Linked DNA regions of Homo sapiens: region 1 is linked to region 2. The links are chromatin loops, found by intact Hi-C in ENCODE. Cell type or tissue: B cell. All regions are shown on one strand. Each heading gives the region's core, and the rest is flanking DNA. Links, peaks and the distances in the headings are about the cores only. Region 1 overlaps PHACTR1 (phosphatase and actin regulator 1). Region 2 overlaps GFOD1 (Gfo/Idh/MocA-like oxidoreductase domain containing 1).

Region 1 (14,933 bases), core at 4,056-12,055, 160 kb before region 2:
TCAGAACTCTTTGTGGGCCATACCTATCATCTTACTGTTAACGAAAAGATTGACATGCAGGTCAAAGGCACTTATTTGGGAAGCAAAAATGGCAGCTGGGGTACACCGGATCAGGGCAGCCCTGAAGAGTGCCCTATAAGGCAGGCTGCAGGAGAGAATTTTTAAAATAGAGGATTGTCATAAAAAGTTATTTTCGGAAGTAGTTCATTGGCCAGGCAGAAATCCTAAATCACAAAGCCGTTGTGATTGGTTAGTTAATGAGAGTACTCTCAGCTGAGGTGTTGAAGGCCAGCAGATGCTGACTTCAGTTGTTTGACCGAGTCTATTGGAACATCCCCTGGGTTTGACCTTCAGCAGGTGTGAGTGCGATCCTCTTGCAACCTTCGACTCCACTTCAGAAAGCCTTAGCATTAGTTACTATATTTTCTTTCCCATTACGTTGCTTCCATGATATGACATTTTAGTCCTCATCCTACCTCCAAGAACTCCCCTCCCCAGAATCCATGGCAGGGTCATCCTCCTTAGTCCATGCATTAAATACTGGAATTCGGCAAAGTTCCATCCTAAGCCCTCGCCTCTTCCCATTCTCTACTCTCTCCATACTCATGGCTTCAAATATTGTCTATATTGCAGACTAGTCTCAGATTTCTATCACTGGCCTAGTCCTCTCCTCTCCACTGAGCTAAATGTATCCTGCTGCCTACATGACAGCTTCATTCATATGTCTCAGGAGCATTCTGATGTAACAGATCCAAATTCAAATTCATGGTTTTCTTCCACTCTTCCTTCACAAACACGCTGGTTCTCTTGCAGTGTGCCTGCCTCAGTGAACAGCATTCCCATCCATCTAGTTGCATGAGTTAGAAAACCTAAGGAGATATCCTGTACACCTGCTTCTTCCTGTCCATTCACATATGCTACCTGACTTCCTAAGAGCTTGCACATCACTGCCACAGCCTCGCCCAAGCCTCCACCATTTCTTACCAGGTGTGCCAAGCCTCCCAAAGCCTCTGCTCGGGTTTCCTCTTGCCTCCCCCAATCCCTTCTCCATATAATAACCAGCATGATCTCTTTCCACTGTAAGTCTGATCATTTCATTCACTCCTCCCCTCTCACACCCTAAAACTTAAACTCTTCAACGGCTTCACATTGCTCCTAGAAAAAGAAGATCTAAGTCCCGGAAGCATCTGTATTAGGCCATTCCCACACTGCTGTGAAGAAATACCTGAGACTGGGTAGTTTATAACGAAAAGAGGTTTAATTGGCTCACAGTTCTGCAGGCTGCACAGGAAGCATGATGCTGGCATCTGCCTCTGGTGAGGCCTCAGGAAGCTTCCAATCATGGTGGAAAACAGAGGGAAAGCAAGGAGTCTCACATTGGAGGAGCAGGAGCAAGAGGGAAGGGTGCTACACACTTTTAAACAACCAGATCTCGCGAGAATGCACTCAACTCACTAGAACAGCACCAAGTGGTTGGTACTAAACCGTTCATGAAAAACTACCCCCATGATCCAATCATGTCCCACCAGGCTCCACCTCCAACACTGGGGACTACAATTCAACATGTGATTGGCAGGGACACAGATCCAAATCACACCCACGGCATCTGGCCCCTGCCCTCCTTCCCACCAATCTTCTCTCCTTACTCTCTGCCCAGAAGGAGCATCCTTCTTCCATCCCTGAGCTCTGGGCACAGTGTCACTTCCTCCTGGAAGCCTTTCCTGACCTCCTGATTTGGTCAGATCCAGAGATCCCTGCACCAAGTGCCTCACCATGGAAGCCCTTACTCCAGCTACATTTTGCACTCATTTCTGTGACTGTTTGATTAATGGCTACCCCCATCCTCTTCCAGTCTTCTCTGTTCCAGAAGGGCAGGGACTGGTTTTGCTCATCACTGTACTCTGGTACCTAATGTAGAACCTGACACAGCACTGGCACTAATAAGTAACTTGCTAAATGAATGAATGGGTTTACATTTGAATGTAACTGAGTCTGTGGCACCCATTTCTAAAACAGGTCTTGATAGGAATGAGATAGAGCAAGAGTGATAACATAATTCTAGGAACTCGAGAGGGGAGGACTCCAGGGAATAGAGTCAATGCAGAACCACAGACACTTTATCTTCTTCACAGTTTTGCCTTGTGCCCAGTGAGCCCCACTTCCATGTGGCTGCTGAATGGTTTTTTTCTGACTCACCTCTTGCTGGCCAACTGAGATGCTGCAAGAATGTACAGTGCCTTCTACATGGGCAGTGAAAGTCTAAGTCACGCCCAACTTGCTTGTTGTTTTGAGGATATTTTATTACATGCCAGTCCTTGGAAACTGTTGATCCAGTTTTACCTTGCACATTGTAATCACAGATGTGCACCTCTAGGCTGTGAGCCGCTTAAGAATGTGTCTGGCCCTTCATGTGGCCCGTGGTTCATGTTGGGTAGATTAGCAGATGAAAGACTTAGGAAAACAAAAATTGGAATTCTTATCATTTGATCTCAGCCAGCGTCTCAAACTCAGAGGCCCTCGGGGGTCCAGGAATGATCTGAAAAAAAAAAAAAAAAAAAAAAAAAAAAAAAAAAGCAGGACAGATGTGAGCGTGCTCACCTGTATTACATAAGTGAGGCCTGGGGAGAGGGCTAATTTGATCACACACTCTGTCTAAAGGCATTCAGGCTCAAAAAAAGTATAACCAGCTGGGCTCAGTGGCTCACACCTGTAATCTCAGCACTCTGGGAGGCCGAGGTGGGTGGATCACCTGAGGTCAGGAGTTTGAGACTAGCCTGGCCAACGTGGTGAAACCGCATGTCTACTAAAAATACAAAAATTAGCTGGGCGTGGTGGCACACACCTGTAATCCCAGCTACTCGGGAAGCTGAGGCAGGAGAATCGCTTGAACCTGGGAGGTGGAGGTTGCAGTGAGCTGAGATTGTGCCACTGCACTCCAGCGTGGGTGACAGGGCAAGACTCTGTCTCAAAAAAGAGAAAAAAGTGTAACCTCTGAGCATGCCAAAGAGAACTGATAGAGTCAAATCCAGTGCACCAGGCATCAGTTTGCAACCTCTGACTAGTAAAGTATCATAGTTATGGCAGACAAAATATTGGCCACCCTTCCACAAGATGTCCACATCCTCATCCCCAGATCTATGAATATGTAACGTCCCAGGGCAAAGGAGACTTTGCAACTGGAATTCAGTTAAAAATCTTAAGATAAAGATTAAATGAACTAACATATGTACAGTGCTTGGAACCATACCCTTACATTATAGGCATTAAATCAGCCTTAGCTTATTAAACTAGTATTTATGATTTGCAGAGAAAAGAGCATAGGCCTAGCAGGATCTGATACCTTGTCTGAGGTAAATAGGTTCAGAGCAGAGCCTGGACTAGAACCCAAACCTCCTAGCTCCTGAGCTACTTAGTGCTTTGTCCTTACAATGCCACCATATCATTTTCCTCCCAAATCTCATTTTCAAGGTCAAAACAACTAACTATAGCACAGGCCCTTCTGGCGGGCTCAGCTGCATGTTATAGCTATGATTAGTCTTGATGTTCTCAGTCGCTTTCCAGAGAAATGAAACACAAACAGAGGAACTCATTTGAAATTATGAGTGTTTGACTATAAAGCAGCCTAGTTAATAACAGAATTTTCTCTGATCAGAGTCTAGTCACTCAGTTTTGCCCCCTCCAAATATGACCACCCATAAAAAAAAGGGGAGGCCACCACAGAGCCAGTTGTCATGTTCACTAATGAGATCAATGGGATGGCACCGTCAAAGCTGATGAGGGAACAATGTAGTCTGCAGACACTTCGCATAAGACTCCAAAACACTGGCCTGATCTCCAAATGTAGGCGCCACCCACATTTACAAGGCTTTCTCAAAACATTCTGCCCCCAAAACTTAGCTTGACTTAAAGCCTGGGTATTACCAAACCATTCCATAAAAGTGGCTGCGCATCTCTTATAAAAGCAGCAAGTATTTTTAGGGAAAATAAACTGGCAGGTGAGAAAGAGCTGTTAAGATCTTTCAACGTGGAGTTGGTAAGCTGCATTCCAGACCTCTGACACCGGCTCACTCAGTTGCATAATCATCGCTTTCCTCCTGCAGCGTGAGAATGCTATTTTAGAAAGAATTCAAAGACTACTGCATCCAAATTTAGACCCCCTAATATTGTGAATTTCCAAATACACAGCTGGCCCTTGTCAATGGGGATGAAAAATGTCTTAATGGGATTGCAAAGAGAAAAAACAAACTTTGACTGGGAGCAGTGGCTCATGCCTGTAATCCCAGCACTTTGGGAGGCTGAAGCAGGTGGATCACCTAAGGTCAGGAGTTCAAGACCAGCCTGGCCAACATGGTGAAACCCTGTCTCTACTGAAAATACAAAAAACTAGCACGGGGCATGGTGGCACGCACCTGTAATCCCAGCTACTCAGGAGGCTGAGGCAGGAGAATCGCTTGAACCCGAGAGGCAGAGGTTGCAGTGAGCTGAGATCGCACCACTGCACTCCAGCCTGGGCAAAAAAAGCTAAACTCTGTCTCAAAAAAAGAAAAAAACAAACTTTTTTTCACTCTACTCTCACACTTAACACACTTCTGTGACCCCACACATTTCTGTGTGAGGCAGCTCCCCACACACCAAGCAATTCTCCAGCAGACATGAACTGGACATCCTGTAATTCAATTTGATTCTGACCCTTTCTACTGGGACAGTGTCAGATCACACAGGTTAAGGACTCAGTCCCACAGAACTGCCCCCACTTCAGATGCCAATACCAAGTCATAGGTTGTCACCTATATTATGACCCACTAGCTGTAAACTGGGGTTCTCACAACTCCCTCTTTGTGTTCAAATAATTTGCTAAGACAGCTCACAGAACTCAGGGAAACACTTACTTTACCAGTTTCTTACAGAGGTTACAGATGAACAGCCAGATGAAGAGATGGACAGGGCAAGGTATTGGGGGAGAGAGGCAGAGCTTCTGTGCACTCTCTGGGTGCCACCCTCCCAACAGTGCCCCCCAGCCCCATGGTCAGCAACCTGGAAGCTCATCTAATCTTGTGGTTTAAGAGTTTCCATAGAACTTCACCTCCAGCCCCCCACCCTCCTGCTTCCCAGCTGAAAGCTCCAGGCCTCTAACTATGTGTTCTTTCTGGTGGCCAGCCCCATCCTAAGTCACCTAATTAGCACAAACTCTGGTGTAATCCAAAGGGACTCATTCCAAGTAACAAAATACACTCCTGACACCCCAGAAATTCCAGGGGTTTTAGGTGCTCTGTGATAGGAACTGGGTCAAAGATAAATATGTTTTATATTATACCACAGGGATATTTTGAAAAGGAATAATAAATATGAAAATGTTCTTATACTCTTAAAAACACTTTGGAATGCAATTTCCAACAGTTTCAGGGTGCTATAGGCTTTATAAGCAGGTATATGACCAAAAATCCTTTCTCTGACATTGTATTAGGCCATTCTTGCATTACTATAAAGGAATACCTGAGACTGTGTAATTTATAAATAAAAGAGGTTTAATTGGCTCATGGTTCTGCAGGCTATACAGGCAGCATGGCCCTGGCATTTGCTTGACTTCTAGGGAGGCCTCAGGAAACTTCCAATCATGGAGGAAGGTGAAGGAGAAGAAGGCACATCACATGGCAAAAGCAGGAGCAAGAGAGAGAGAGAGAGTGAGCAGGGAGTTGCCACATGCTTTTTTTTTTTCTTTTTTTTTTTTTGAGACAGTCTCACTTTGTCACCCAGGCTGGAGTGCAGTGGCGCAATGTCGGCTCACTGCAACCTCCACCTCCCAGGTTCAAGCGATTCTCCTGCCTCAGCCTCCCAAGTAGCTAGGATTACAGGCATGTGCCACCATGCCCGGCTAATTTTTGTATTTTTAATAGAGACGGGGTTTCGCCACAAAGTTTTAAATGACCAGATCTTGCAAGAACTCACTGTCAAGAAGCTAGGACCAAGCCATGAGGGCTCCCCATCCAAGCACCTTGCACCAGGCCTCCCCCCGAGCAATGGGGATTACCATTCAACATGAGATTTGGGCAGCGACAAATATCCAAACTATATGAGACATTGAAGCCCATTCCCTATATAGGATGTGTGGTGGTGACACGGGAATGTCACAGAAGCAATTGATTCTGGCCCAGCACAATAAACAAAAACACAAATGACAACAAGCTTTGAATTAAAAATATAGTCCTTTCTGGGAGATTGATTCCAGGACTCCCTTGGATACCAAAATCCAAGGAAGCTCAAGTCCCTTGTATAAAATGGCGTAGTATTTGCAAAAAACTATGTGTATCCTCCCATATCCTTTAAATCATCTCTAAATTACTTATATCTAATACAAGATAAATGCTATATCAATAATTTTAGACTATTGTTTTTTGTTTGTTTTTTTTTTTAATATTTTCCGTCAGCAGTTGGTAGAACCGAAGAATGTGGAACTCATGGACACAGAGGACCAACTGTAGTTAGGTTTGGAGACTTCATTGACTTGATATTTTCACTCTAGGATCTCTCTTTAGATTTCAAGATGTGAACATCTTGCCGACTATAGACACCAGTTTCTAATACCCAAGGAGGGACTGCAACTTCCTCAACTAGGAGAGCATCATTTCTACCCCTTAGATCCCAATAGAGGAGTCTGAGAAGCCTAAAATTTCTTCTACAATGATTCAGTTTCTCACACACCTCATCCCAATGGGTGAAGTGGAATGCCGGATAATTGCAGGTTGTTAAATAATTACCAAAAGCTTCAAAGGTACAGATGTCTCTGTTCCTGCTCAGGCTCCTGAGTCCGTGTCAGTCATTCCTGGGACCTAATGCAGGCATTCTCCCCTCAGATGCCATGCCCGTTCCCTGGCTACTTCTGTCACTACGTGCCATCCACTGCCTGTCCCGCCTCCACCCATTGCGTCATTGCAGGCTCATGCCCTGGCTATGATGTTTCATGTACGGTGGCTAAATTTCACGCCTGGCCACAGAAGTATCATTTCTGTGCCTTTGCCACTCATGTCTTCTAAGCCTCCGAAATAAGAGGAGCAGGACCAGAAGAAGAGCAGCCATTGTTCTCTGCAGACAGACACATTCTCTCACATGTCCCCGGGGCCACAGACCTCTTTATGTTCTAACTGGGTCTGCACAGAAGAGGCAGGAGACAGGCTTTAGCCTCAAGGGAGGGAGAGAGAGGCAAGAGGCCACAGTCCCCAAGTTAGGAGGCCACAAGGAAAGAAAAGGACTTCTGTGAAGAAAAGAGTCCCGTCTGAGTTGCAGTCCACTTGCCTGGGGCCACTGGAGGAGATGGGGCTGGGGAGGGGCCGCTGCAGGGAGGAGGGCGGGGGTCAGCGGCTGTGACATGACGCACGTGCCTCTCCTGGGCTTGAAATTGAGGAACTGAGGAGGCGGTGGTGGCGAGAGTCAGTCTTTCAGAGCACAGGATGGAACAAGAACTCCAGCCACTGACTGTCTCATGTATCTGCAAGGGCCGAGGAAATTAATGACCCAAGGAGGCTATGATATGGTCCAAAAACTTTTCCTGGATTTTTTCCGTAGGCGGCTGAGCCAGAGGCCAACTGCAGAGGAACTGGAACAGAGGAACATTTTGAAACGTAAGTGACTAAGCCCATGGCAATCCCTGATGTTTTGTGGCGGCTTTTGTTATTATTTAATGGTAGGCCACAAGGTTTCTACCTTGCGCCTCTGCGGAAAGCATTGAAAACCTTTCTAACGGTTGAAGCTTCATGTGTGCATGTTAGAACACCAAAGACGACCTCCCCAAAGAGAAGGCAAATTTTATTCCACTTTATTCTTTAGAAGCTCACGGGCGGCAGGCAGAACCTTCCTTTTAGTGAGTTGTAAAGTCAGAGAGAAGCTGAAAAATTAGAGTGAGACCACTTATTATTTAATGATTTTTAAGAGCAGGGTCACCTTTAAACCAGAATTGGCTTGAAAATGGAGACTGTGATATGCACGGCTAAAATAAGGGAAATGTCCATTTGAACTGAGACTAGAAAGCATGACTTTGCATTGCAGCTGGCTGCTGTTGATAAAAATCCCTCATCCCTTTGAATGTTAAATTGAAAGACTAAGAAAGCATTTCCAAGTGAAGTGCTTCATGTCTGTCTCTCAGGATTCCCACAGCTGGTCCCGGGCATGCCTGTCTGATGCTCTCATTCGAGGAAAACTGCCTTTCACCATTGCTGCAGACAGAAAAAAATAAATGAGCCCCTTGTTTGGTTTAGGACACAGAGACATTTGAATATGTACAGAGGATCCACTTGGTGCTTTAAAAAAAAAAAGAGAAAACAGGATACAAAATACTAAAAGAGATCAAGCATTTGATGGACAGCAGTATGCGTCAGTTTAGTGGTAGATATTAAATAACTTAAATATCAAACCATTCTATTCATTCATTGCTACCATTCTCGCCAACACTGGCCTCAAGATAGTGAACAAATATTTCTGGCTTAATTCATGACCCTGTTCCCCCTACCCCACAACACACTTCTAATTTCTCTCCAGAAGAGAAAGATATATACTATGCAGAGTTTTCTAGAAATGCTATGTTGTACAGACTGACTCCTTGCCTCCCCCGGCCCCCCCGCCCCGCCCCGCCCCGTGCCCAGTAAATCACATGCAACCGCAGTGTGAGTTTGCCGGGAATTTCCACTGAAACCACACTAAGATATTCTTGACTTTACCTTTCTACCGTGCTCACTGTGGCCTTGTGACTTGGTCGGCATTTCGTAGTCTGCTGAAGGTGGGTGCTGGGTTCCGCTTTGGTGGGGAGACCTGTTGCCTACAGCACCCACCCCCGCCCGACGCCCCCGCATGTCCGTTTATGTCAACTCTGCCTTTATCAATGTCTTGCCTCCCGTCCCCACGCCAGCCGCCACTTCCTCAACTCTCAGTAGAAGTTATTTTCAGGATTAGCCTTCCTCAGTCGTGGGGGAACCCTACGCTTTGCCTAGGTCTCTAGGAATGTGTGTTTACTTTTTTCTGCCCAAGGGGTACCCTTTAAAGTTTCCAAGCTTAATATTCTATATAATGAATTCAGAGCTTTTTCAAAGCATTTCCAAGGTCAGGGAAGCATTTGGCTTGTAGGATGTCTTCCTTTCGGCCCCAATCTGGTACCTGAGCCATTATAAACTTCCCATTGTTGGAGAGAAAGATAAACAGCCAGGTGAACCTGTACAACTTACTCACAGCCCGCTGCTGTACTTGTGGCCTCTGACCTGAGACCTAAACTCAAAGAAGCTAAAAGCCTCCGGGGGATTATTTAGGTTTCAGAAAATAGTGCTTATCACACCAGGAGTACGGTTTCTGGAGAGATCTAAAATCCCCTAGCTCAGCTCTGGGCTCTCTCAAAGATATCAGATCCCCGCTGTGGCTTGTCCAGATCCCTGGGAGACTACAGGTCCTTTGAGCTTGGGTTTTTACCGCCATCAACCAGGGAACTTAGATTCAGGGGACCAAAAAGGAGTTGTGAAAGATTGTTCCCATGGTTCTCTTTTATTCTCTTCCCTAATCCCTCTTGTCCTGGCCACATAGTTGCAAATTAAAGAACTACTTGACCAATTCTAACAGGTTGGTCATTTCATAGTTTTGAAACTTTTCAGAAATCAACTTGTTTTCCCATAGGTTCTTATTTTTCCCTGTATTCTGGAACTATGTTCTCCTAAATATTTTTTTAAATTTAATCTATTGCGATTGTTAAACAAAAAAAATGTCTAGTGGTATAAGAAAACATCCTCCAATAGTTTGTTTTAAAACTGATTTTCTGAGCTTTCAGCCATTTGAGGAACTGCTCGGTGTTGGGTGGTGGGGAACAGGGCACAGAGATGCCATGGCTCAGCCCTGGAGCTTTGAGAGCCTTGGGTTGGTTTCCAGCCCCACCCTGCCTGGTCCTGGGAGCAGCCCCTGTTCTGTCCAGCAGCCAGTGAGGCCCTGTGCACCTCTGAGCACATAATGAACCCTCTGACGGTGGCAGCTGTAATGACGACATCGTAGGCCTTTCCTGGCCTGTCTTCCTAGTTGCCTAATGGGGTTGTCTTGGTACCTTCTGCCTGAAAATTCATGAACCTGGGTTGGTCAATGGCTTTGAACTAAAGGTATCAATTCTGTAGGTGGTAGCTTGTGGCCCCACCCCTCAGAGTGACCTAAGAAACGCACATAGGAGATGAAGGCTCCATGCTGTGTCAGCTGTGTCACAGGATGCCCGCCTTCACGGCTCTGAAGGGACCTGTAGGATCAGAAGTCTGAGGCTAGTAATGAGGAGGAGAGCCGGCCCCACACAAAACATGACCACAGGAAAAAACCTATCTGTGTAACCACTGAGCCAGGTAGGGTGTGACTGGCCACTTAACACCCCTGAGGCTTCAGATCCTCAGTTATAAACCAGGAGTGGTAGACGAGGTGGTCACTAGGTCCCCTCATGGCCCTAGTATTCTGTGCTTCTGTAAATTTTCACCGTGTGCCCTCTAGCTGTCCCTGGTGACCCAACATCCAGACCACCTTTTCTTCCATCCGTTTTCCCACCTGAGACATCGCAAAATGGGAGTTCCCTCCTTCTGGTTCTTGCTGTCTGCCTCCCCATTTAACTCTGCTAGATTAATTCATACTAAGATATTAATGGCTGACTAGTTTAATAGGTTTTATCCCACTGAAATTTGCATTTGTACAAATGTCACTGTCTGGGGGCTCCCTACTTCCGGGTGTTGCTGTCTGCCCCCCAGTTTATCTCTACTAGATTAATTCATACTGAGCTATTAATGGCTGACTAGTTTAATGGGCTTTTATTCAAGAGAAATTTGCATTAAAAAAAAAAAAAACCTCTCCGGGAGGGAGATAGGATCTCTAAATCCAAAGGAAAGCACACTCATGGTGACGGTTTCAGGCACTGTAGGGTAGGCTGGAGCAGGGACCTCTGGTGACCTCAGCCCACAGCAAGATGTGGCTGTTTCTTGTGCTGCCTTTCTACAAAGCCTTATGCCCACAGGCGGTTGGGGGGCCAAATCAGGCCCGTGGGGGTGGCCCTCAAGGGCCTGATTTCTGCTCTGACCTTACACCACTTGTGCTAGTGGGAGGTATAGTCACCTTGAGTGTAAAGGTGACACAGTTATCAGATGGTCCCCACCCCTTTCTAGGCACAGGGGGTTTCCTTCCTTTAAAGACCTGTCCCAAGGCCGGGCGCGGTGGCTCACGCCTATAATCCCAGCACTCTGGGAGGCTGAGGCGGGTGGATCACCTGAGGTCAGGAGTTCGAGACCAGTCTGGCCAATATGGTGAAACCCCATCTCTACTAAAAATACAAAAATTAGCTGGGTGTGGTGGTGGGCACCTGTAATCCCAGCTACTCGGGAGGCTGAGGCAGGAGAATCGCTTGAACTTGGGAGGTGGAGTTTGCAGTGAGCCGAGATCATGCCACTGCACTCCAGCCTGGGCAACAGAGCAAGACTCCATCTCAAAAAAATAAAAAATTAAAAAAATTTAAAAAATAAAATAAAGACCTGTCCCATACTGAGACAATCAGCAACCATACCTGAATTGCATGTGTGCACCAATACAACAAACTAATGAAGTTACCAAAATATAATTCAACAACTGTGATTTTCAAAATGAGCCAACTAGTGTCCCAGGCAGTCGTGATGCACCCTATGCCAAAATCAACGTGTTTCCTTTTACTAACGCCATTTGAAATTTAACGGCTGAGAATCACAGGCCTTCTTTGATACAAGCTGACTTCCATAGTTTTTCCAAGTCCAACAATGCTACGCTGATATCTGTGCTTCCACAGATATCAAGGAATTCTTCCAAGGTTCAGAAGGGAAATGGTCTACCCCAGGTCATCCAGTTAGCTTAAAAGGAGAAATAAGCCCAGATTCTCTGCCCTTCAAGTATCTGCCCCCTACCCCAGACTCTCCCATGTACAGCTATTTAAAAATCTGATGAGTAAATCACCCATATATTAAGGCAAGAGCTTTCAGGCTCTGCAGTCTACTCTTCTGAGCCACTCCTAAAGAGTCTACATGCAGGCAATTGTATCCCACACTCTGGCCTCACCCATGCTCTGTGGACTTCATGGAAGATTCAAACAATCGATGGAATCAGGGCTTGTGAAAGGTGAGCGTTTTGAAATTCCTCCTGCCTTGTCTTGTTCCTGCAGCAGGTTGAGGGCAGTCTTCTGCTCTCTCTACACCCACAGGGCACCAGACACAAGGACTATACCACAATGAGCCTCCTTCAGTGTCTGGGAGGCTCAACAAAGAATGAGTGAGCCCCAGTCTTATCCAAAGAAAGGAGCCTCACATCTCCCCAAATGCCTGTGTGTCCCCGTGTCAACATTCCCACCCACCTCCTTGGGCTGTGCGGTGGCTTGCACCTGTAATCCCAGCACTTTGAGAGGCCAAGGCAGGAGGATTGCTTGATGCCAGGAGTTCAAGACCGGCCTGAACAACATCATGAGACCCCCATCTCAACAAAACATTTTTAAAATTAGTCAGGTGTGGTGGCGTGCATGTGTAGTCCTAGCTACTTGGGAGGCCGAAGTAGGAGAATCACTTGAGCCCAGGAGTTCCAGGCTACAGTAAGCTATGATTGTGCCACTGCACTTTAGCCTGGGAGACAGAACGAGACCGTGTCAAAAAAAAAAAAAAAACCTACCTTCCTGCCTTGTAGCCACATTTCTCAACCCAGCATCTCTGCCTGGAGACCTGAAACCCCATGTGATGTAAAGAAGGCAAAATGACAAGGTCAGCCTGCTCAGTAGCAATTTGAAACAACGCAGGTAGTTTGGAAAGCAATCCCCATAAGGAGAAGGGCAGCTGGGGGAGGGGACAGGAGTACTCTCTTCCCTTTATTAAAATGAGATGCTTGGCCTAGAGCCTGCCAAGGTCCAAAGGATGCACCTGTACACAACACTGTTTACTGAAATAAAAAAACATCTTAAATATTTTTTTTAGCTCGGAATGAACAAGAGGAACAGGAGGAGAAGAGAGAGATCAAGAGGAGGCTAACCCGAAAGGTAGGTGGTTCTCCATGCCAAGAGCTGGGACAGGAGAGGGTGGGCTGCCTGCCACACCTCTGCCCTCTGCTGGCCTCAGTGGCCTCACCGCTGCCTGGTTCCTCTCCTCCTGTGTCAGAGAGTGCCACTCTCTTACTCTATAAGACCTCTCCACTCAGCTTCATGACCCTCAGTCCTTTCAGCTGGTGACACTCAATGTTGTTTGATTTTGTGACACCCACCTACTTCCTAACAACTCGATGGCTATTGCGTTGTATTTTTGATTATACTAAATGTTTTGTTTTACAAAATTCACTATAATCCCATTAAGCAATGGGAAATTCATAATCAAAATCAGTAGTTCAAAGGCCAGGTTCAGTGGTTCATGCCTATAAACCCAGCACTTTGGGAGGCCAAGGTGAGTGGATAGCTTGAAGCCAGGAGTTCGAGACCAGCCTGGGCAACATGGTAAAATGCTGTCTTTGTCAAAGTAAATATACAAAAACTAGCTGTGCATGGTGATGTGCACCTGTAGTCCCAGATACATGGGAGTCTGAGGTTGGAGAATTGCTTGAGCCCAGGAGGCAGAGGTTGCAGTGAGCCGAGATCGCGCCACTGCACTCCAGCCTGGGCAACAGAGCAAGACTCTGTCTCAAAAAAAAAAAAAAATTACTAGTTCGAATATTACACAATTATTTGCTATGACCCTGGGAAAGTATAGACTTTTTTTTTTTTTTTGCTCCCCCTGACACTATTCTTTCCCTAGGAATTAAGAACTATGCAACTTTATTAGGCTAAATTACGAAAGTACTGACAAATTTAAAGCAGATGTTTGAGAAGCACATAGCTTAAAGTCATAAAACTGGAATTTTAATATAGTCTTAACCCCAAAAATAGATGGTTTGGCAATGCACTGTAGCCTCGCATGCATCTCATTCCACATGAGTGTCCTCTTTAATAATAAACGCATTGTTAAGGCTATTCTTGGATGATGCTGAAAAGTTTAATTAATTGATGACATGCAAGATACAATACTCCCTTCTGTCTGACGAAGTCAAAGTGTTTTTAATCAGCCTCCTACAGTGACCATCTTGAGAGAAAGATACTCTCATATCTTAGCTACAGTTAAGAGGCCCATTAATATTAATTTTAAAAAGGTTTATTAGTGGATTTTTCTCTCCAGAAATATCACACAAAGGAAGAAATTCAGAGATCCTGAAATATCATACCAATTATTAAGGTGATGGTTTGTATTTCTCCACACTTTCCCTGCGAGCATCCCAAATACCTGGTGACAAGCCAAATGCCAACCCAATTAGCAAGAGCTGGACAAACAAGTGCCTGAATGGCCAGACGACTGGCTGGGGTCACCCTGGTGGAGACTAGAGCAAGAGCTAAGTGACTTCACCAGCCAGTCGCTGTCCCACCCGTCAAGGTTGGACCCTTTACATCCTTAAGCCCACCCACTCTTTGGATGCAGGGTGCAGTTTTTCCTGAGCTTGAGTAGTGAGAAGAGCAGGAGAGATGCATTAGCTTTTTCTCATCGTGTCCTTGAAATGACTGGGGCTCGAAAAAGACACTGTGATAAACTTTCATTTCTGATACAGAAAGGTCTAGACACTTAGAAAAAAAAAAAGTTGTTTAAATCAGATTTTCATCAAATTTTTCAGAATTGGTTGCTGGATCCCCAAAATTCACCCAGTTTTAAGGTTGCTTGCTAAAAGACGGTCACAGAGAAATACTTAGACATTTATTTAATTCCTATCTCTTAACAAAGTTGATATGATTTTGCGGAGAACTTGACTAACTGCATGATTTGGTAATGAGCGAGTAAAGAGTCTTCCTTTCCACACCCATCTCCCTAGGGTAGGTGACACTAGGGATGGGGACCCCAAATAGTTCATAGGTTTTGCGGGTCTCCACA
Region 2 (14,933 bases), core at 4,545-12,544:
GCAGTACCTCAAAATGCATCCAGTGAAAACCCAGTCAAGAGCTGCTGTCTTTTTTCCTAAGTCTCTAGAATAAACTGCCAGGTATTTATCTTAAATTAACAAGACTTCTAGTTATCCAGCAGGCCAATGGCTCTACTTCAACAAAGGACTGATTTTTTCCGGGTCTTTGAGAGGACATACGCCTAGGCACCTTCTTCCTTTGTGAGGGAGTATAACATGGCACTAAAGCAGGTTGTGATGTGTTTCAAGTGTATTTTAAAAAATTCCATGCCCAGTAATTGTACATAGAAGAATTCACTCTAAACAGGATGTCATACATCAGACAAAATATTATCTGCAAAGATATTCATCTAAGCACTATTTATAGTGGCGAGGGGGAGCCACGAACCACCTAAATGTCTAAAAATAACAATAATAATGTATGTAAAATTCTTAGCCCAGTGCCTGGCACACAGTGAGTATTCAATAAGGGGTAGATATAACATTGTTATTTTGAATAATTAAAGAGAGTATGGTACATTTATATGATGGATATTTTTGAAGCTTTTGTTTTTCTGTTGGTGTTATCACATGCATATAAAAATGTGAGTAAAAAATAAACTGGCCAGGCATGTTCGCTCATGCTTGTAATCCCAGCACTTTGGGAGGTGGAGGCAGCCAGATCGCTTGAGCCCAGGAGTTTGAGACCAGCCTGGGCAACACGGCAAGACCCCATCTCTATAAAAAGTTAAAAACAAATATTAGCCAGGCATGGTAGCATGCACTTGGTAGTCCCAGCCACTCTGGAGGCTGAGGTTGGAAGACCACTTGAGCCCAGGAGATCAAAGCTGCAGTGAGCTGTGATCACACCACTGCACTCCAGCCTGGGTGACAAAGTGAGACCCTGTCTCAAAAAAAAAGTAAGAAAAGCTTAAAAAATTATACTTTCTGCAGGATATCCATCCATATTTAAAAAAAAACCATCAATATTTCCACACTATCCCAACCTCTATATTTGACAACTGCGCAAAAGGCATATGCCGCCCACCAGATACTCTCTCCACCCTACCACTGCAATCTTTATTAGCCTTCCCTCCCAGAGGCAAGTGAAAAAAAAAACCTTCTGTAATTCGATCAGCATTTTTAGGATCTATTATGTTCTAAGGCCTGACTAGGATGAACATCACAGAAGGGACTGTTGAGAAGATCAGGCCGGAAGCTCATCCTGCCTACGGAGGATCTCTAGTGAGGGAGCAGAGGATTTGCCGGGCACACGAGGCCTTTCCCGGAGGCTGCAAATCAAACAGGCACAACAATCTGTGATGAATAAAGCAACGGCTGCGTTTTATCTCCAGAAAGCACCACTGAGCCAAAATCTGAAATCATGAGCTACATAATTCCTTTGGGGGAGAAATATATCCACAGGGGAGGAAGAAAATAAATCAACAGGCTTTCAGAAAAACTAGGGGTTGGTTGGGTCCCCTCCCCTTTTTCACCTTCATTCACACACACACTCACAAACACACACACAGGACAAGAACACATGCACAAACACACACTCTCTCCCTTTCTTCTAATCGTGCCCTTTTCCAATTAAGGCTGCCATTCAATACTTAGGTTCTGGTGACAACAAAATGAACAAGAAGCTCATTTGTATGTTTTGTTGTGTTGCAAAAACCCCAAGTGGAGTAAAAGAACCCTAAAACACATGCTGTCCGAACGGATTCTCAGGAGAGAAAATCTGACTCTGCAAATGCAGAAAATGGCGTAGCTGGAGGGGGCTTGAGACCCCATCCACCCCGTGGAGGAAACTAGGGTCCACCAAGTGACACTTAGTGTCCCCAAGATGCTACACAGAGAGTGTCCATTTTCTCCCAGCTTCAATATCATCCAACAAATCCTTCATCCTCCACTTTCCTGCTTATTCAATTTATTTAAAATAATGCCTTGACAAGACAGAAGCAGAAAGTCACTTCCCCAAAAGTCAAGACGTCTTTTACGTGTCTCTACTCCAATCCTTTGCAAGTAAGTCACTAGCGTTCAGGTGGATGACAGGGAAAAAAGGAATGAAAAAAGAAACCCGTGTCCCCCTCCATTCAGATCATTTCCATCTAAGTAGGAAGCCTGTGTTCACCCAGATACCAGTAGGCTGGTTCCTTTGTTTAAACAAAAGCTTTCCTGAAAGCTGCAGGGAACCAGAGGGCAGGAATTCTTAGCAAGAATTTTCTCTTAGTGAAACAGGAAGTGCCCTGGTGGGAATGTCTTGGCCTGGTTTAACAATTCTGGAAATTCGGTGTGGCGAGGTAGGCTTTGTGTGAATGTGTGTGACTAGCAGGTTCACCCAAGGAGCTATTTTAAACCCAGCTTGCGTTAATTGGCTATTTCTCCTACATGTACCTCATTTTACACACACATCCTCCAGGTAGAAGAGCAAGTCCAGGAATGAACAGGCCACTTACAAAGTACTGCATGTCCGACGGTGGCAGAGACACCCCCTTGCAGCTGGGTTACTGAACACATTCTTGAAAACCAACCAAGTGAATGCCTTTGAAAGTCTGTCTCATTTCCAAAAGACAATAAGGGAATGAAACCCCAGACAGTGTTAGATTTCAAGATAAATATAGACAGTCCCCTACTTAAGAACAGTTTGATTTACAATGTTTTGATGTTAAGATGGGTTTATTGGGGATATTAAATGTATTTTCAACTTAATATTTTAACTGACAATGAGTTTATTAGAATGTTGAGCCCATCTTAGGTCAAGGAGCATTTATCTGTGTAATATGCCTGACACCATACCTGACACACAGGAAGCAACGTATAAATACCCAAACTCCTCACCCCAGCATTGAGGCCAGATTCCCAATGACAGATGAAACTCATGCACCATGACACACACACAGACACGCCTGAAATATATGATAGTTGGTCTGTTCATTGAGGACCTGTCATGCGCAAAGCTCGAGGCAAGCGGCTCTCCATGAGTGTCGCAGGTTGCCCTGAGAATGTGGTCAGGTCCACTTTACCATACAGAGGAGGAGGGTGTTTAGGGTGCAGGTTACTGAGCCAAGGGCATTCAGTGAGTCGGTAGCAGAACCGGGGGTGGGCCCACTTTGATATGGAAGGCATCCTCTTCCCACTACATGGCCCTACATGAAGTTCCTTCACTTGAAGTATTTCAGAGATAAGTCCTTCCTTAGACATCCTTTTTGATCTACCTCCCGCCCGAAGCAAGAGCATCCTCAGCAGATGGTCATTCATCCTTTCTTTTTGTTTGTTTTTTTTGTTTTTTGGAGACACGGCTTTGCTCTTGCTGCCCAGGCTAGAGTGTGATGGCGTGATTGTGGCTCACCACAACCTCTGCCTCCTGGGTTCAAGTGATTCTCCTGCCTCGGCCTCCTGAGTAGCTGGGATTACAGGCATGTGCCATCATGCCTGGCTAATTTTGTATTTTTAGCAGAGATGGGGTTTCTCCATGTTGGTCAGGCTGGTCTTGAACTCCAGACCTCAGGTGATCCACCCGCCTCAGCCTCCCAAAGTGCTGGGATTACAGGCGTGAGCCACTGTGACCAGCCTGGTCATTCACCCTTTTTTTAAAATAATTATAATGGGCTCAGAGAGTTACCACTCCATTGCTGAGCTCAGGTCTAGTGGCCAAAAATTTTGCCTCTACAATGGGTTGGAGGCTGCCCTCACATAACCCTGATGCATTGGTTCTGGGTATGCTCATTTCTTTAACAGATTTGCCAAACATTAGGAAGATGATGATGATGATGATGATGGTGACCACGGTGATCACATCAACGCTTATCTTAAATCCTCTTTAAACAGAGAAGCCATATTTCAAGGGGTTCCCTCTCAAACTTACCCCATTGAGTACAAATTGGACATGTGGAGGTGAACAAGAGAATACTTTAATACTTACCCTAAATAATGGAACAACATAAAACTATTAAAATCAGGTTTCAAAGAAGACTCCATACCATGTAAAGATACCCACACGCTCTTAAGGAGAAAATTGGAAAAACAGTATAATCATTATTTTGTTTTAAGAACTATGTGCATATAAAAATGTATAGAATATAGAAAGAAATGCAAAAATATTAATAGTGGTTATTCCTCATTGATACAAGGGTTTTTTTTCTTTCAAAAAGTCTTCCTTTTATACTTTTGCATCATTTTGAAATTTTACAAAGGTTTTAAAAACAAATTTGGAATTATCCATCCAATCTAGAGAACTTCTCATGAGGGGACAAATCATATAAACATTATAATAATAACAACAATAACTGTAGCAGCTCCAAAATTTATATTGCACCTAGCATATGCCAAGCAGTATTCTGAGGGCTTTATATATATTAACACATTTAATTCTTTTTTTTTTTTTTTTTTTTGAGATAGGGTCTCATCCTGTAGCCCAGGCTGGAGTGCAGTGGTGCAATCTAGGCTCATTGCAGCCTTGACCTCCTGGGCTCAAGCTATTCTCCCACCTCAGCTTCCCAGGCAGTTGAGACCACAGGCACATGCCACAATACTGGGCTAATTTTTTGTTTATTTTGTAGAGATGGGGTCTCTCTCTGTTGCCCAGGCTGGTCTCAAACTCCTGAGCTCAAGGAATCCTCCCACCTCAGCTTTCCAAAGTGCTAGGATTACAAGTATGAGCCACTGAGCCTGGCCTAACACATTTATTTCTTACCACAACCTGTTGAGTTAGTTACCATTGTTGCCACCATTTTAAAGATGAGAAAACTGAGATCGGAAAGATTAAGTCACTTGTTCCGGGTCCCAGAAGTAGTAAGAGGAAGAGCCCAGACTTAAATCCAAGCAGTCTGGCCCCAGGTGTCCTGTGTTCTTGGCCACTACCCTGGGGCTGATGTTCCCCAGGCCAGAGCTAAAATAGACAGGATTAGGAGGATTGGGAAACAGCTCAAAAATCTATTTGAAAATTGTGAGCTTGTTAAAGTCCCTCATGGGGTTGCTCAGAGAGATAAACCAGAATTGGCAGTCCTCATTCAGATCTGAAAGCTTCAAGATCTTCATCCCATGCAGCTTCCTCACCAGTATACACATTCTGACATCTCCCATCCTGGCCTCTGTCAAATCTCACCCAGAAAGCCAACTAAAAATAGTCTCCATCCGGCTCTGACAGAAATGATGATGACAGCCAGGTTCAGGAAAAGGGTCTAGGCCAGGGGTGTCCAATCTTTTGGCTTCCCTGGGCCACATTGGAAGAAGAAAAAATTGTCCTGGGCCACACATAAAATATACTAATGATAGCTGATAAGCTAGGAAAAAAAAAAAAAGAAGAAGAAAGAAAGAAAAAGAAACTCGCAGAAAGAAAAAAATTCACATTTTAAGAAAGTTTACGAATTTGTGTTGAGCCACATTCAAAGCCGTGCCGGGCTGCAGGCTGGACAAGCTTGGTCTTCCGCCATGCTGCTCACACAGAAGCAGGCTCACGCCAGGCAGTGCCAGTTGGGTTTCTGAAGTAGCTCTACCTCTAAGTCTCCAGGGCACACGATGCGAGATGCAAATATCACAGAGCTTTCTAGGCAGCCAGCAGACGTGGAAAGCAGGTTAGTCAGGCTATGATTCAGTCTCCAGCTCTCTCCCTTCTCCCCTGGCTTGGCTGTGCCTCCTAGGAGGGAGTTCTGGGCCAAGAAGGCCACACACGCCCCCAGGCAGGCCACAGGCCCAGACTGCCTGGTCCTATAATACAGAAGATATGAGAGCCAGGAAGCCACAGAAACAGGCGTCAATGGGGCTTGGTGTCCCACACACAACCCCAGATTCATCAGACTCCAGCTCTTACTGTGCCATCTGGGCCACAAGGGAAATGGGAGCAGTGAAGTGGAGCTGGACCAGGAACCAGACACGAACCTACTCTGCTCCCAGGAAAGTAACTATGACCTCTGCGTCACTGTCCTTTGGTCTCTCAAGGATCCCACTTCCATTGCCTGTCCCTTAAACGCCCGGGAAGCGGCCTCTACCCCCTAAGAAGGTGAATGAATCCCCTGCTGGTGTTCTGAAGGCACCCGAGGTAGGTGAGGTCCAGGGAGCACCTGGGACAAGCAGAAGGAACAAGCCCCCTGAGGATGCGGAAGCAGAGTGACCAGGCCCATCGCAAGGCAACCCCTGAGCGAGGGATAATGCAGGACCTTATGAGCAGAAGCGGGGCTAACAACCAGCAAGGCCAGAGGACAGGCAGCCCTTTGCCAAAGGTGTCGACTTCTGCCCAGCTTTCTCTTGTTCTGGCAACGGCTGTCAGTGTCTGTTGGTGGAAGAACATGCCCCTGGTGCCAGAAGGCTGGGGTTTGAGTCTCATCTCTTTCTCATATCTGTGTCTTGGGGGAGGTTACTTAACTTCTCTGGGCCTCAGTTTTCTCCTCTGCACAGCAGAAATATAATCATATCTCTCTCACAGTTATTGTGATGAGCGTGGCAAAGCATTTTTTGTAAACTACAAGGAAGCGGGCAGTGGCTCCGAAGTTGTGTGTGATTGGACCTCACAGGACAAAACTGAGGTAACAGAGGATCACAATGCACCTTTTTCAGTTTGATATAATCATCTTGAAATTACATTTATCAGGATCATACAGAGTCTTCCCAAAACTGAAGGCCATGCATAACTTGTCCACCTCAAGCCCTTTGAACAGAGAACATGCATGTAGAGACTTCCAGAAAAATCCAATAACTGTTATCCAAATGGTCAAAAATCCAGCTGGGCTCAAGTGAGGTAACAGACATAGAAAACTGTGAAGAGTTAAAAACATGATGATAAAAAAGGACTTTGTTGGCCAGGCGCAGTGCCTCATGCCTGTAATCCCAGCACTTTGAGAGGCTAAGGCAGGCGAATCCCTTGAGCCCAGGAGTTTGAAACCACCCTGGGCAATATGGTGAAATCTCATCGCTACAAAAATTAGCCCGGCATGGTGGTGTGCACCTCTAGTCCCGCCTACTCAGCAGACTGAGGCAGGAGGATCGCGTGAGCCCAGGAGTTCAACGCTACAGTGAGCTGTGATTGTACCACTGCATTCCAGCCTGGGTGACAGAGTAAGAGCCTGTCTCAAAAAAAAAGGCTTTGTAATAAACTTTTCTGATGTTTTTCAGAATTCAATTTGTATAAATTTGAGACATCTACATTTCACAAATGTGATTATCCCATGCGATAATAAAGGAAGGTTTATCCCACTATTTCCTAAGCCTGGAGCTTCCTTAGACTTGTACGTAATTCCTGGTGCCCCTGACAGGCACCTTTCCAGCCTCTACGGAATCTTTAGCAGCCCCACGACACCAGGCTGAGCCTCGTGACATTGTGGCCACCAAGCGTGGGAAGGAACTACTAAACTTCAAAGTTGACTCAACCAAAAGAGAAAAATCGCAAGTCCCCGATGGAAAGGTGTTGATGGCTCTCTTTTCAAACACCTCCACGCCTGGCTGGGCACAAAGGCCTGACAGTGCCCCGAGCTACATCAACACAAGCTGGGTTCAAAGACTCACAGGTCTAAGCATCCTGGGCACCACAGAGATAGGAAAGTCCATGTGGAAACAGATCGTCTTTTCTATCAACCATGTGTGAATTTTGAACTCCTTTTCTTCTCAGTGTTAGAAAAGGAAAACCAACCCACTTTGCGGTCTCTCTGCGGTGTCTTTAGAAGGCCAGTTCCTTTACGTGCCTCTCAAGCCCATGCTGAATTTCTCTGTTCTCGTCCTAGTGCCTCTTTTGACAAGCCACGAGCCTCACTCAGCCCAGAGTGACACTTATCACTGGGCCGTGTGAAAACTGGGGGGCTGGGGAGGAAGTGAGAAGGATGCGAAAGCCGAGGCGGGAGGAGGGGGTGCCGCCTGAGGCCCTTGCGGCCAGCAGTGGAAACGCAAACTTGACATTTCCATTTTCCATCACCTTCTGATCTCAGGCCCCCAGTGCGATGCGATGCGCTGGCTTTTCATTTCCACTCCCTTTCACACCCAGCACATTAAAGGCCGCTGCAAGAACAACAATGGAAAAAGGCTCAGGGCTTTAAATCACGAAGCCTGGGGAAATTCAACAGTTGCTATCTCCAGCTTCTCTACCCAAAGCACCAAAAAAGCCTTCCCTGAGGGAGTCCAGGCCCCCTCCCAGGGCGGGCGGCAGGAGTACTGCTTTTGATCATCTGTACTTCTGCGGCCACTCTCAAACTTCCCTCCCCAAACACCACAGCCCGGCTGTGAGCTGAAAGAGCTCCCTTTGGCCCTCCATCAGAAGCGGACTTTCTGACCATTCACTAATTCTAGCAAGAAGGTCCACTAAGTATTGTAAAATGTATAGCTTCCCGCCTGCTTTTTCTCTGACCTAGTTAAAAGCACTGTGTTGGACATACATCTTCTCGACCATATGAAAAGTGGGAATAAATGTCTTAATTGGTACCAAGTCCCTGAGCACGTGAGCCAGCTTGCTAGATGCTCAGACAGGACTCTACAAACATGAGCCCAGGTCATATATTTACTAAGATGTGCTCCCAGGTGGCTCTCAAATGGCACAAAGAGGAAAGACCCCAGCAGAAATCAAGATGGGTGGGAAGCTGTTCTTTTCATGAGAGTGAAAAGACTGGAGCTATCTCATTTTGGGCTGAGAAGCCCTGGCTGGCCATAGCACAGCTGCCAGTAAAGGGAAACAGCGCCACAGGCTGCCTGGAGGAGCTGGTCTCCTATGCGGCAGACACTGGCTGTCAAAGGGTTGTGTGGCCCCAACGTGAAATAATGGCTGTACTTATGAATTGGTTTGTTTATATGCCATCAACCAGGATGCTCTGCCAGCTTGCTGCTTTAAGAACGACAAACTATTGAATGCAATTGAATGCCTATCGAATGCAAAGACCTCAGGGAATTTCAGACACAGGGAGAGGGTGAGTTCCACGGTCCTCTCAGACAGAAAAGTTTGGGTTTACTGCTAGCCAAAAACCAGGAGTACAACAGGAACTGCTGACGTCATAAAGCTTGGCCAGAAACGTAGTCAGGTAGTGCCCTGAGCACAGCCTAGACACTGGCGCTCTAAGAAACAGCCCTTTGCCCAAGGCTATCTGGAAGAAATAGAACAGGGCACAACACAATAGTGTGGCAGGAAATCAACTGAGTGGGTTGGCAAAGAGCATCTTTCTTAAAAGAATAGAAGAGAACATAGAGTGTACCCTAGGTAATAAGGGAAGTATTATTTTGTAAAACATTTAAGTTTTATATATTCATATGTATGAATATTACATAGATATGTAATATATACATTATTATACAAATATGCTACTATACATATATATACACACACATGCATGTATAGAGTGGTATGGCAGGTTGTATTTTTCAAAAGTGATCACACTACTTCTCATCTCACATGTTCTTCCAGAACCTTGCCACTTCCTGATGAAGAAGTGAAATATATGTCCTTCCCCTTGAATTTGGATGGATCTTTGGGACCAGCTTAATGAAAAAATATGCAGTGGAAATGGCACCATGTCACTTCCAAGGGTCAGCTATAAAAGGTGATCACAGCTTCTGTGTAGCTGCACTCTGTAGGAATGCTTGCTTTTAAAATCCAGCCAGGCCGGGAGCAGTCGCTCATGCCTGTAACCCCAGCACTTTGGGAAGCAGAGGCGGGTGGATGACTTGAGGCCAGGAGTTCGAGACCAGCCTGGCCAATGTGGCGAAACCCCCTCTCTACTAAAAATACAAAAATTAGCCGGGCATGGTGGCACACATCTATAATCCCAGCTACTTGGGAAGCTGAGGCAGGAGAATCACTTGAACCTGGGAGGCAGAGGTTGCAGTGATCCGAGATCACACCACTGCACTCCAGCCTGGGTGACAGAACGAGACTCCACCTCAAAATAAATAAATAAGTAAATAAATAAAAATTAAAAAATAAAATCCAGCCATTGCACTGTGAAGGAACCCGAGCCACATAGGGTATGGCATCAAGCATAAACAGAGTGCAGGGATTGGCCACAGTGTTATCCATATTCTCAACACTCCTATTATGGGGTTCCCATAGAGACGGGCAGCTTGTGTACAATGGGGAAGACTTAATGAAAGAAGCTCTTGGAGTCCACCTATGGCAGGAGTAGTGGGACAGCGGGTAGGGAAAAGTATCCTTGTGGCCTCCAGCACAGCCTCCAGACAGTGGAAACCAGGGCTATCTGTGGGTCTTGGGTGGTCTGCCCTACTCCCTCCTCCTCCTGTCAGGCTCGCTACCAAACTCTACTCCTCACCCTCTCTTTCTCCAGGACTCCCTCCCATCAGGATACCTACCTGAGGACACTCCATCTCCAACTTTTCAGGTAACCTTCTCCTGCCCTCTCTACAGTCCAGCCATCATACGAATGCCTTATATGTGCTTCATCTCATTTGATATTCACTGCCATATTTATACATCGGGAAACCGAGGCATAAAGAAAGCAGTGAAGGCATTTGTCTCAGGTCAAACAGCTAATAAGTCTGGGTTTGGGACTGAATCAGGGCCATTTAATTTCACATTGCTTATTTTGAATCACTATGTTATATTCTGCAAAGAAGAATGAGTTGGAGAAGGGAAACTGAAATCTATGGGCCTGAGGTTAGTGGTGGTGGGGACTATGATGATAGCACCTGCTCTGCCACGGTCTGTGCTGTGTACCACACGGTTATGGTGTCCAATCTTTACCACTCTAGGCAAGTAAGATTATTATTATTGCCCATTTTGCAGATGAAGAAACTGAGGCTCAGAAATGTTAAGCAATTGTTCCAAGGTCATTTAGTCTGAGTCAAGATTCCATCCTGGACCTCCTATTCTTTCTACTCTACCACTCATATTCTCTCCTCGTCCAAAAGGAGCATGATGGTACCACCTTGTCTTGACTAGCCGCACTTTCACACAGGTTCATTTGGACTTTCAGTTTCTCTGTGATCTTTCTTTAAAGTCATACGCTGAAAGAGCCTTCCCTCCAGATAATTCCACACTCACCAATAGGGCCAAATGCCCTTTTAGCTACAGAGCTTGGTGGCACTTTTCTAACTAAAAAACTGCACCCACTCTCTTCTCTGAACGGCCCTACTCCAATTAGCATTATGCAAATTTTATTTTAAGAATGAAGCTTTTCATCTGTGATGAGAAAGAAACCAAAGCAATAAAGGACCCAGCACCTCAATACAAACTTAAATGACCACTTACATTTAGTTCCCAGGTTGCACCAAGTATGAAATGTCACCAGCTAAAAATCTCTAATTAAAGTCATTTTCCCAAAGTCCCTCCTTCCTTTTGCCTGCCTTCAAAATCCAAAGCTTGGCAGAAATATTTGATTGTTCAGAGCCTGTGCCTCTAACGGCAGATTTCATGAAAAAAGCAATTCTCTCCACCCTCGGTATTCAAAATCACTAAGAGACCATTTCCTCAGCAGCATTCTGCCTCTACTCTGTTAACACAGCTCAGGGAGGAGAGGGTTCTCATTCCCCGGTGACTCAGCCCCAGCAAGGCCCAAGTCACACACCACATGGCTTCTGAACCCACTCTGAGCAGGCAAACATCAAAACAAAAAACCAACAGGTGTAACAGCACAAGTCCATTCAGAAACAGAAGACAGCCATTTTCCACACAACTAATCACCAGATTTCTTCCTGGTTAAGTAATATTCTTTTCTTTTCTTTTTTTTTTTTTTTGAGATGGGGGCCCAGGCTGGAATGCAGTTGTGCAATCATGGCTCACTGCAGCCTCGACCTCTTGGGCTCAAGTGATCCTCCCACCTTAACCTCCCAAGTAGCTGGGACCACAGGCATGCACCACCATGGATAGTTTTTATTATTATTATTATTTGCAGAGATGGCATCTCACTAGGTTGGTCTCAAAATCCTTGGCTCATGCGATCTTCCCACCTTGGCCTCCCAAAGTGCTAGGATTACGGTGTGAGCTACCACGCCCAGCTTAATGGTATTCTAAACAGACAAGAACCTTAGGAAGAAAACAGAAGAGGGAGACAGGGTGAATTTCCTATTTCCACGTCAGCCAAAGGTGACGCTTCTGCCAGAGGGAAACTTCAGGAAAGGGCATCAAAAAAGAAAGTAACCCCATCCAGTCCCTTACCTTGCTGTTATCACAACACCCAGCTACACGGTTTCCCTTGAGGTTCCAGCCTGTGGCCTGTGCACATCCTGCCATATCACTATGGTTGTTCCCTGAGCGGGCAGCACAGAGGCTACTGCAGCCTCTCCTCCCACCTTGCTCTGTCTCCTGTGCATCTGTCTCCCCTTCCTACACTGTAACTGCATATCCCACCAAACCTTCATCCATGCAGTGACAGAAGACAGAGTGTCAATAAACAAAGCAGCAACTTGCCCCAAACCAGCTTCCTCTCCTATATCTCTGGTCATATAACACTGCTCATAGAACATCACTGGTCACATGTACAAGTTAATTAGAAACATCCAACATTTACTCATGCAGCCCCAGTCTACATGATCAACATGTGGCTAAGCCACAGTCTGCCTAATTTAGGGTTTCTCAATGGCAGCATGACTGACATTTTGTGCTGGGTCCCTTTTTTTTTTTTTTTTTTGAGATGGAGTTTCACTCTTGTCACTCAGGCTGGAGTGCAATGGCACAATCTCAGCTCACTGCAACCTCCACCTCCAGGGTTCAAGCACTTCTCCTGCCTCAGCCTCTCAAGTAGCTGGGATTACATGCACCTGCCACCACGCCTGGCTAATTGTTTGTATTTAGTAGAGATGGGGTTTCACCATGTTGGTCAAGCTGGTCTCAAACTCTTGACCTCAGATCATCTACCTGCCTTGGCCTCCCAAAGTGCTGGGATTACAGGCGTGAGCCACCAGCCCTGGCCTTTGGGTCACTTTTTGTTGTAGGGAGCTGACTGTCCTGTGCATCATAGGATATTTAGCAGCATTCCTGGCCTCTACTCCTAGATGCTGATAGCTCCTCAATTGGGACAACCAAAAATGTCTCCAGACATTGCCAAATATTCCCTGGAGGGCAAAATATTCCCCAGTTGAACATCACTGGGTTAAGCTAAAGGAGGACTTTCATGGAAGAAAGCCTTGAGGGGAGTTTTCATGTGGGGTTGGGGTGGGGGAAGTTTTCTTTTGTCCTTCATGTTGCATTCCCTCTCTCTTCAGTGCACTGAAGAGAGAGACATTGCATTGAGAGGTGACATTGCATTCCCTCTCTCTTCAGTGCACTGCCAACAGCTTCACCCAGAATGCCTACAACTTCCTCTCTCCTCTGCCCAAACCATGAGAGTCAGTCAGAGAGCCGACTCTCCCATTAAGGCTCCCTCAGCCCGTACAGATCACCTGTTCCAGTTCCCAAAGGCGCTTATCTGCAGACTATCGTCTCAACAAACATTTTCATAGTCTTATTGTAAGGCCTGCACCAGGCCCCTGAATACTAAGAGGAAGTAAACACAGTCCTGAGAAGCACCACAATTTATGAGAGCATCAGAGTCACAGCCAGTGTTACAGCCTGTGTGGGGCAAGTGGAGGCCACAATGGGAACGGGGAAGTCAAGGACAGGGCATTATGGGAACACAGAAGTCAGGCGCAAGGCATTAGGGGAATATAGAGGTCAAGTGCAGGGCATTATGGGAACACAGGAATCAAGTGCATGGCATTATGAGAACACAAATCAAGTGCAGAGCATTATGGAAGCACAGAAGTCAAGTGCAGGGCCTTATGGGAACACAGAAGTCAAGTGCAGGGCTTTATGGGAACACAGAAATCAAGTGCAGGGCATTATGGGAATATAGAGGTCAAGTTCAGGGCATTATGGGAACACAGGAATCAAGTGCATGGCATTATGAGAACACAAATCAAGTGCAGAGCATTATGGAAGCACAGAAGTCAAGTGCAGGGCCTTATGGGAACACAGAAGTCAAGTGCAGGGCTTTATGGGAACACAGAAATCAAGTGCAGGGCATTATGGGAACACAGAAGTCAAGTGCAGGGCATTATGGGAACACAGAAGTCAAGTGCAAGGCTTTATGGGAATACAGAAGTCAAGTGCAGGGCATTATAAGAACACAAAAGTTAAGTGCAGGGTACATGGGAGCACAGAAGTCAAGCACCTAACTCTTGAACTGGAAGGAGAAGTAGACATCCAGAAAAGCAAAACATAAAAGACCAGTAAAAATCAGCCAGGCAAATGAAACAGGGAAGGTACTCCTTGAAGACAGTAAATAGAAGCATAGTAGGTTCTCAGAAGAGCAGGCTACAGGCCAGAACACAGCAGAAGAACCAAAAACAGCAAGGCAAAACGTGGTTGGAAAAATCAGAGGCCTAGAGAATTTGCTACATGTTCAACCAGCATCTGACCCTTCAACAGACCACTTGCGGCAGCAAGGTCACTGCAGAAACTCACACATCCTGAGCGGCACATGTCTCAAACCAAACACCTCCAGGGCAACCGTAGACCTGCCCCTTTCTAGAGCTTTCTCTTTCTGAGCACCTCCAAGCACATTCTGTGCTATACTCACAAACATCCCAGCCTTCATGTCCTTACAGAAGGGGGTTTGGGGACTGCAGCCTTGAGCTACAACTGCCGTCTCTATTTACCTACCCGGGAACAGAGTGCTAATAAAGAAACAACAAGCAATGGAACTCAAACACAGAGCAGCAGAGAACCCTTGAAGAGTGTGTCTTTGACCTGTAAAATATTGGTTGTGGTAGAGGTGCTAATTCCCTACTTGCATCCTGAACAAGTTACCTTTGCACATGCTGTACCCTCTGCCGGGAATACACTTTTCCTCCCTCTCTAATTTCCTATTCATACTCTCCTCTCAAATAAGACTTCCTTTACTCACGAACTACTTCAGACCCCTGGCATATGCTCTTATTTCTCTTTCATCTCTCTTATTATAATTGTAATTAAATAATCAATGGTGTGTTTTCCTGTACTAGACTGTTAGCTCCAAAGAAACTATACCAGTCATGGGCACCATCCCTCC

Evidence for each region. Hi-C counts contacts between places; a loop is a spot of excess contacts. Peaks named below come from ENCODE experiments on the same cell type or tissue, not always from the same donor. Only the 100,000 strongest peaks of a DNase experiment are listed, where the experiment ranks them.
Region 1: a loop joins it to region 2, with 3 times the contacts of the local background. A loop is called at or near these places in 2 of 110 quality-filtered maps.

The regions. Positions count from the first base shown.
Region 1 is chr6:13,265,300-13,280,232 of GRCh38, forward strand. PHACTR1 (phosphatase and actin regulator 1) reads left to right here. Exons shown (of 15, transcript NM_030948.6): 11 at 7,561-7,616; 12 at 12,969-13,030. It overlaps TBC1D7-LOC100130357 (TBC1D7-LOC100130357 readthrough), which reads right to left. Exons shown (of 9, transcript NM_001318809.2): 9 at 1,237-2,536. It overlaps LOC100130357 (a long non-coding RNA gene), which reads right to left. Exons shown (of 5, transcript NR_160971.1): 5 at 13,858-14,933. Among named protein-coding and RNA genes, the nearest start is that of TBC1D7, 56 kb to the right of the region's middle. RefSeq lists enhancers at 7,181-7,280, 7,992-9,191, 12,870-13,039. In B cell, for the core only: no CTCF peak of the experiment used is centred there; DNase peaks (open chromatin) are centred at 6,942, 7,392, 7,972, 8,742 and 2 weaker places; H3K4me3 peaks cover 4,445 bases; H3K27ac peaks cover 5,425 bases.
Region 2 is chr6:13,420,604-13,435,536 of GRCh38, forward strand. The region is part of intron 1 of GFOD1 (Gfo/Idh/MocA-like oxidoreductase domain containing 1); the gene reads right to left. Among named protein-coding and RNA genes, the nearest start is that of GFOD1-AS1, 58 kb to the right of the region's middle. RefSeq lists enhancers at 7,226-7,655, 8,666-8,735, 10,455-10,554, 10,645-10,704, 11,543-11,592 and 2 more. In B cell, for the core only: CTCF peaks have their summits at 7,831 and 8,032; DNase peaks (open chromatin) are centred at 7,738, 8,398 and 8,738; H3K4me3 peaks cover 1,856 bases; H3K27ac peaks cover 4,568 bases.